Linked DNA regions of Homo sapiens: region 1 is linked to region 2. Evidence: chromatin loops called from intact Hi-C (ENCODE). Cell type or tissue: transverse colon. All regions are shown on one strand. Region 1 has its middle 18 kb from the start of SETX. Region 2 overlaps NUP214 (nucleoporin 214).

The links. Peaks named below come from ENCODE experiments on the same cell type or tissue, not always from the same donor. Only the 100,000 strongest peaks of a DNase experiment are listed, where the experiment ranks them.
Region 1: it touches region 2 in a loop (11-fold over the local background); 1 of 110 quality-filtered maps calls a loop at or near these places.

The regions. Positions count from the first base shown.
Region 1 is chr9:132,370,643-132,374,642 of GRCh38, reverse strand. No RefSeq gene overlaps it. Among named protein-coding and RNA genes, the nearest start is that of SETX, 18 kb to the right of the region's middle. RefSeq lists an enhancer at 1,607-1,901. In transverse colon, no CTCF peak of the experiment used is centred here; a DNase peak (open chromatin) is centred at 1,763; H3K27ac peaks cover 896 bases.
Region 2 is chr9:131,155,236-131,159,235 of GRCh38, reverse strand. The region is part of intron 17 of NUP214 (nucleoporin 214); the gene reads right to left. Among named protein-coding and RNA genes, the nearest start is that of NUP214, 32 kb to the right of the region's middle. In transverse colon, no CTCF peak of the experiment used is centred here; no DNase peak of the experiment used is centred here.

The sequences.
Region 1 (4,000 bases), 1.2 Mb before region 2:
CTATTCCATCAATCAGGAAAGCAAAACCACCCGAGATATTTCAAATGGAGAAGAACTTAATATAAATTTTATGTTCCTTTTGGAGGGCAATTTGGTAAGATACATCAAAGCCTGAAGAGGCCGGGCATAGTGGCTCACACCTGTAATCCTAGCACTTTGTGAGGCCAAGGCAGGCGGATGACTTGAGGTCAGGAGTTTGAGACCAGCCTGGCCAACATGATGAAACTCCATCCCTACCAAAAAAAAAAAACAAACAAAAAAAAATTAGCTGGGCATGGTGGCGTGTGTCTGTAATTCCAGCTACTTGAGAGGCTGAGGTAAGAGAATCGCTTGAACCTGGGAGGCAGAGGTTGCAGTGAGCTGAGATCACACCACTGCACTCCAGCCTGGGTGACAGAGACCCTGTGTCAAAAAAAAAAAAAAAAAATTAACAGAGGCTGGGCAATGGTGGCTTATGCCTGTAATCCCAGCACTTTGGGAGGCTGAGGTGGGTGGATCACTCAAGGCCAGGAGTTCGAGACCAGCCTGGCCAACATAGTGAAAACCCATCTCTACCAAAAATTAGCCGGGTGTGGTGGTCTGCGCCTGTAGTCTCAGCTGCCCAGGAGGCTGAGGTGGGAAAATAACTTGAACCTGGGAGGCGGAGGTTCCAGTGAGCCGAGATCACGCCACTGCACTCCAGCCTGGCGACAGAGTGAGACTGTCTCAAAAAAAAAGTGAGTCAATGTTCTGGTTTCAGATCCTATAAATCTCACCTTTTACTAAAGAAAGTGACTCAGAAAGCGAACAAAGGTAAAAAGAGAAAGACAATACCCACCTCACAAGAACTAAGGCTGTGGAACATGTACAATTGGTTTTGTTTTTGTTTGTTTTTTGGAGACAGAGTCTCTGTCACCCAGGCGGGAGTGCAGTGGTGTGATCTCGGCTCACTACAACCTCCGCCTCCCGGGTTCAAGCAATTCTCCTGCCTCAGCCTCCTGAGAGTAGCTGGGATTACAGGCGTGAGCCACAGCACCTGGCCCATAAAATTGTTTTTAAACAGCCTTGACTATGCATTATTCGAGTTCTTGGCTCAGTTCTTGGTCATTTTGTCCTTGTCCCTAGTCATGTGTTTCAGCTGTTTGTCTTCACTGATGGACTTCATTACCCAACAAAGTGGCCCAGCATGGCAGATACCAAGTAGGTCAGAAATTAGCATCTTAGCCAGACCAAGACATCCACTGACTTCATAGCACCACCTTCACTTTGACAAGTGCAGCTCAACAAACATTGGTGAACACGTGCAGTGAGCCAGGTACTGTTAGGAGCTAAAAAGACAAGCATTGACAGGCCAGGCACAGTGGCTTACGCCTGTAATCCCAGCACTTTGGGAGGCCGAGGCGGGAGGATCGGGAGGTCAAGAGTTCGAGACGAGCCTGACCAACATGGTGAAACCCCATCTCTACTAAAAATACAAAAATTAGCTGGGCCTGGTGGTGCGTGCCTGTAATCCCAGCTACTCGGGAGGCTGAGGCAGGAGAATCACTTGAACCCAGGAGGCAGAGGTTGCAGTGAGCCGAGATACCGCCACTGCACTCCAGCCTGGGCGGCAGAGACTCCGTCTCAAAAAAAAAAAAACAAAAAACAAGCATTGACAGTACAGCCTTGGGGCCTGCTTTCTTGGAGGCTACACAGTCCAGCACTTCCTGAACACCATTTCCTGTTTATTTCCTGAAATACATGAGCAGGCATTCTCAGCCTCCCTCGGTGCTATCAGGTCACTCCCAGCTTACCCAGGCTGTCACATGGTCCCTTGCCACAATCACCTTCCTGAACACCCTCCATCCTGGCATTCTCTCCCCCTGAGGCACTTCCCTGTTTAAGACACCAGATCTGGGTGAGCCCTTCCCTTTGCCTGTTACCTGCACCTGAAGAGCTGAATATTCCCAGAAGAAAATTACAACTGAGCTGGCAGATTTCACTTTAATGATGATAAAGCTCAAACGGACACAATGTTACCAAAGGATGCTACTCTGAATCTCTAGTAGGCTTGCTTTGCTTTTCCCCACATCAGCTCACGTGCACAGTCAGCCCTCTCACACTCCCTTTCTGCCTCATGTATAATCCACTTAGGAAAGTGAAGCCATAAGACATAAGCTCCCTCCTCCCTCCACCAAGCAGACAAACCTACCTCCAGCCACACTTACGCCGATCCCTACACCTAAGCTCCTGCAGCCCATCCCCCTGCTTTTTTTTTCCTTTTTTTTTTAAAGAGACAGGGTCTCACTGTGTTGCCCAGGCTGGAGTGCACCATCACGACTGATTGCAACTTTGACCTCCCGGCCTCAAGCAATCCTCCCACCTCAGCCTCCCATGTAGCTGGGACAACAGCAGGCATGTGCTACCACACCAGCTAATTTTTATTTTTTATTTTTGTGTAGCGACATGGTCTCCGTATGTTGCCCAGGCTGGTCTTGAACTCCCGGGCTCAAGTGATCCTCCCACCTCTGCCTCCCAGTGTTGAGATTACAAGGTGTGAGTGCCTGGCTACCACCTGCATTTTCTGAGATTTTGATATTTTGTTGATCCTTCTCCTAAATTGTCAGCCTTCTGTTCTGGACCATTAACACCATACAAACAGGCTCTAGTGTAACTCATCTTAATTTAAAATATGTGTGTATATATGTATATATATATGGACTCAATTAGTTTCTGCTACACTCCTCCCGCTGCACTCAACATTGAAAAGTTAGTGTTCCTCAGAGCTCAATTTTGGGCTTCTTCACATTCTCTCCATGCCTTGAAATAATGTGTATATGCTGATCCCTCCTCCCAAGTGTATAGTTACAGGTCAGATTCTCCCCCGAACTCCAGGATAAAAAAATTCATCTGCCTACTCACTATCTCCACTCAGGTATTACACCTGAAATCTATTATATTACAAATAACTTTCTTTCTTTCTTTCTTTCTTTTTAGATGGAGTTTTGCTCTTGTTGCCTGGGCTAGAGCGCAATGATGTGATCTTGGCTCACCGCAACTTCCTCCTCCCGGGTTCAAGCAATTCTCCTGCCTCAGCCTCTCAAGTAGCTGGGATTACAGGCATGTGCCACCACACCTGCCTAATTCTGTATTTTTAGTAGAGACGGGGTTTCTGCATGTTGGTCAGGCTGGTCTCGAACTCCCGACCTCAGGTGATCCGCCTGCCTCGGCCTCCCAAAGTGCTGGGGTTACAGGCGTGAGCCACCGCGCCCAGCACAAATAACTTTCTAATTGCTGACACCCATCTCAAAATCTGTCACTTGTCCCCCGGGCTTCCTCATCTCTGCCAGTGGTATTGTTACCGGGCATCCTGTGTTGGAATGGATTCTTTAACCAAGATCAACAGAGCTGGAGCTCTGGACCAGCAATCTCAGTTCTTGTGATAGTGAGCAAAGAATTGCAAACTAGGCTGGGCTCACACCTGTAATCCCAGCACTTTGGGAGGCCAAGGCAGATGGATCACGAGGTCAGGAGATCGAGACCATCCTGGCAAACACGGTGAAACCCCATCTCTACTAAAAATACAAAAAAATTAGCCGGGCATGGTGGCGGGCGCCTGTAGTCCCAGCTACTCGGGAGGCTGAGGCAGATTGCGCCACTGCACTCTAGCCCGAGCGACAGAGCGAGACTCCATCTCAAAAAAAAAAAAAAAAGGCAAACTAACACTGAAATGCAAGCTTACAGCAAGATTTATTGCAACACAGTAAAACACTCTGAGGGAGAGCAGGCTCATTTCTGGGAAGTAAAATCAGCCCCTCTTTACAAAAATCAAGGTGCTTTTATGGGGTTTGTTGGAGGAGTTGAGGCTTGGGCTGTGTTTGAGTGACAGGATGATATCATTTGATTGGCAGTTTATGGTTATATCCCTGAAGTTAAACTGCGCATGTTTTTACCCATAATTCATTAAGAAAAGCCCACTCAGAGAGGCAAAACCACATGTAAATTTTATTATAACGACTATAATGAGGATGGGTTTTCCCTG
Region 2 (4,000 bases):
TAAAACTATATAATTAAAATGAGGCCGGGTGTAGTGGCTCAGGCCTATAATCCCAACACCCTGGGAGGCCAAGGCAGGAGGACTGCTTGAAGCCAGGAGTTAAAGATCAGCCTGGGCAACACAGCAAGACTCTGTCTCTAATAATGTATACAAATAAAAAAGTTACATAAAAAAACTTTATAATTAAAATGAAAAACAAAATTGGCCAGGAGTGGTGGCTCCTCACTTTGGGAGGCTGAGGCAAGCAGATCACTTGAGGTCAGGAGCTCAAGATCAGCCTGGCCAACATGGTAAAACCCCGTCTCTACTAAAAACACAAAAATTAGCCAGGCAGGGTGGCAGGTGCCTGTAATCCCAGCTACTCAGGAGGCTGAGGCAGGGGAATCACTTGAACCCAGGAGGCAGAGGTGGCAGAGAGGTGGTACAATGAAAAGGGAAACAGAATGGGTATGGCTGCCTAGGCCCCCAGGGAACAAATGTTCTTGCTTAATTCTCATTTCTCAGTTCCATGGTCTGGGAATTTTCCATTCCATTCTGGTACTCAGACAGTGCATCCATTTAGATTTTGCTCTCCCACCCATAAAATTAACTGTAATGGAGACAAAACGGTGCTGAAAGTAATTCTAAACCTATCTATTCACAGCATAGAACATATAAGTCATCTTCCCATTTGAGAAATACTCATTTGTTTGCAAAATCAAAGAACACTATCAGCACTAAAAACTGAATCTGTCATTATTTAAAATTTTAGCTATTTAACTTATTATAGGCCTGCAATAATTTTATTTAAATTTTGGGCGACTGTTAACCTTCATGGCTATGCAACTTGATTCTCAAAAATTAAAAACAGGCCAGGTGGCTGGGCGCTGTGGCTCACACCTGTAATCTCAGCACTTTGGGAAGCCAAGGTGGGCAGATCACCTGAGGCCAGGACTTCCAGACCAGCCTGGCTAACATGGTGAAATCCCGCCTTGACTAAAAATACAAAAATTAGCTGGGCAGGGTGATGCATGCCTATAATCCCAGGTACTTGGGAGGCTGAGGCACAAGAATCACTTGAACACAGGAGGCGGAGGCTGCAGTGAGCTGAGATCACGCCACTGCACTCCGGCCTGGGCAACAGAGCAAGACACTGTCTCTAAACAAAAAATCAGGCCGGGCATGGTGGCTCATGCATGTAATCCCAGCACTTTGGGAGGCCAGGACGGGTGTATTACTCGAGGTCAGGAGCTCGAGACCAGCCTGGCCAACATGGTGAAACCCCATCTCTACTAAAAATACAAAAATTAGAGCTGGGTGCAGTGGCTCATGCCTGTAATCCCAGTACTTTGGGAGGCCAAAGCAGGTGGATCACTTGAGGCCAGGAGTTTGAAACCAGCCTGGTCAACACGGTGAAACCCCATCTCTACTAAAAATACAAGAATTACCCGGGTGTGGTGGCGCGCGCCTGTAATCCCAGCTACTCCAGAGGCTGAGGCAGGAGAATCTCTTGAACCTGGGAGGTGGAAGTCGCAGTGAGCTGAGATCATGCCACTGCACTCCAACCTGGGTGAAAGAGTGAGACCCTGTCTCCAAAACAAAACACAAAAAACAAAAAACAAAAATTAGCTGGGAGTGGTGGTGCACGCCTGTAATTCCAGCTACTCAGGTGGCTGAGGCAGGAGAACTACATGAACCCAGGAGGCTGAGGTTGCAGTGAGCTGAGATCGCACCACTGCACTCCAGCCTGGGCAACAGAGTGAGACTCTCTCTCAAAAAAAAAAAAAAAAAAAAAAACGCCAGACACAGTGGCTCACACCTGTAATCTCACACTTTGGGAGGCCAAGTCAGTAGGAGTGCTAGGGCCCAGGTGTTCGAGACCTGCTTGGGCAACACAGCAAGGCCCCATCTCTACAAAAATTTTAAAAATTAGCCAGACATGGTGGCGTGTGCCTGTAGTCCTAGCTACTTAGGAGGCTGAAGCAGAAGGATCACTTGAGCCCGAGTTCGAGGCTGCAGTGAGCTAGGATCGTGCCACCGCACCACACACTCTGGCCCAAGCAACAGAGAAAGACCGTGTCCAAAATTAAAAAACAAAACAAAACAAAAAAAAAAACAGAGCTAAACGTGGTAGCGTACACTTGTAGACCCAGCTACTCAGGAGGATGAGTTAGGAGGATCACCTGGGCCCAGGAATTCGAGGCTTTTGTGCACCATAATCATGCCTGTGAATAGCCTTTGCACTCCTGGGCTACATAGCAAAACTCTGTCTCCTAAAAAAAAATAAAATAAAACTGAGGCATTCAATTAAGTATGTCTACAAATGGAGATAATGTGCTATACACTAGGAAAAGCAGTTTACATCTGTAGAGAGATCTTATTATGTTTAAATGTATTTTCAAAATTATTTGTGTAGCTGGCACAGACAAGAGAAAAAATAAAGCGCGTCCAAACTGATAAAGAGAAAGTCAAACTGTCGCTGTTTGCCGATGTTATGATCATGTACCTAAAAAACCCTAAAGACTCATCCAAAAAGGTCCTAGATCTGATAAACGAATTCAGTAAACTTTCAGGATACAAAATCAATGTACACAAATCAGTAGCACTGCTATACACCAACAGCGACCAAGCTGAGAATCAAATAAACAACAACCCCTTTTATAATAGCTGCAAAAAAAAAAAGAACAAAAAAAAAAAAACTTAGGAATATACCTAACCAAGGAGGCAAAAGACCTCTACAAGGAAAACTACAAAACACTGCTGAAAGAAATCATAGACGACACAAATGGAAACGACACAAACAAATAGAAATACATCCCATGCTCAGCCGGGCGCAGTGGCTCATGCTTGTAATCCCAGCACTTTGGGAGGCCTAGGCGGGTGGATCATGAGGTCAGGAGATCGAGACCATCCTGGCTAACACAGTGAAACCCCGTCTCTACTGAAAATACAAAAAATTAGCCGGGCGTGGTGGCAGGCGCCTGTAGTTCCAGCTACTCAGGAGGCTGAGGCAGGAGGATGGCGTGAACCCGGGAGGTGGAGCTTGCAGTGAGCCGAGATCGTGCCACTGTACTCCAGCCTGGGTGACAGAGCAAGACTCCGTCTCAAAAAAAAAAAAAAAAAAAAGACAGAAATACATCCCATGCTCATGGATGGGTAGAATCAATATTGTGAAAATGACCATGCTGTCAAAAACAATTTACAAATTCAATGCAATTCTCATCAAAATACCATCATCATTCTTCACAGAACTAGAAAAAACAATCCTAAAATTCATATAAAACTAAAAAGAGCCCACATAGTCAAAGCAAGAATAAGCAAAAAGAACAAATCTGGAGGTATCACGTTATCTGACTTCAAACTATACTACAAGCCTATAGTCACCAAAACACCATGGTACAGGTACAAAAATAGGCAGACAGACCAATGGAAAAGAATAGAGAACCCAGAAATAAAGCCAAATTATTAGAGCCAACTGATCTTCAACAAAGCAAACAAAAAACATAAAGTGGGGGAAGGACACCCTATTCAACAAATAGTGCTGGGATAATTGGCAAGCCACATGTAAAAGAATGAAACTGGATCCTCATCTCTCACCTTATACAAAAATCAACTCAAGATGGATCGAAGACTTAAATCTAAGACTTGAAACCATAAAAATTCTAGAAGATAACATCAGAAAAACTCTTACAGACATTGACTTAGGCAAGGAGTTCATGACCAAGAATCCAAAAGCGAATGCAACAAAAAGGTAAATAGATGGGACTTAATTAAGCTTCTGCACAGCAAAAGAAATAATCAGCAGAGTAAACAGACAACTCACAGAGTGGGAGAAAATTTTCACAAACTATGCATTCGACAATGGACTAATATCCAGAATCTATAAGGAACTCAAACATATCAGCAAGAACAAAACAAACAATCCCATCAAAAAGTGGGCTAAGGACATGAACAGACAATTCTTAAAAGATATACAAATGGTTGACAAACATCCAAAAAAATGCTTAACATCACTAATTAT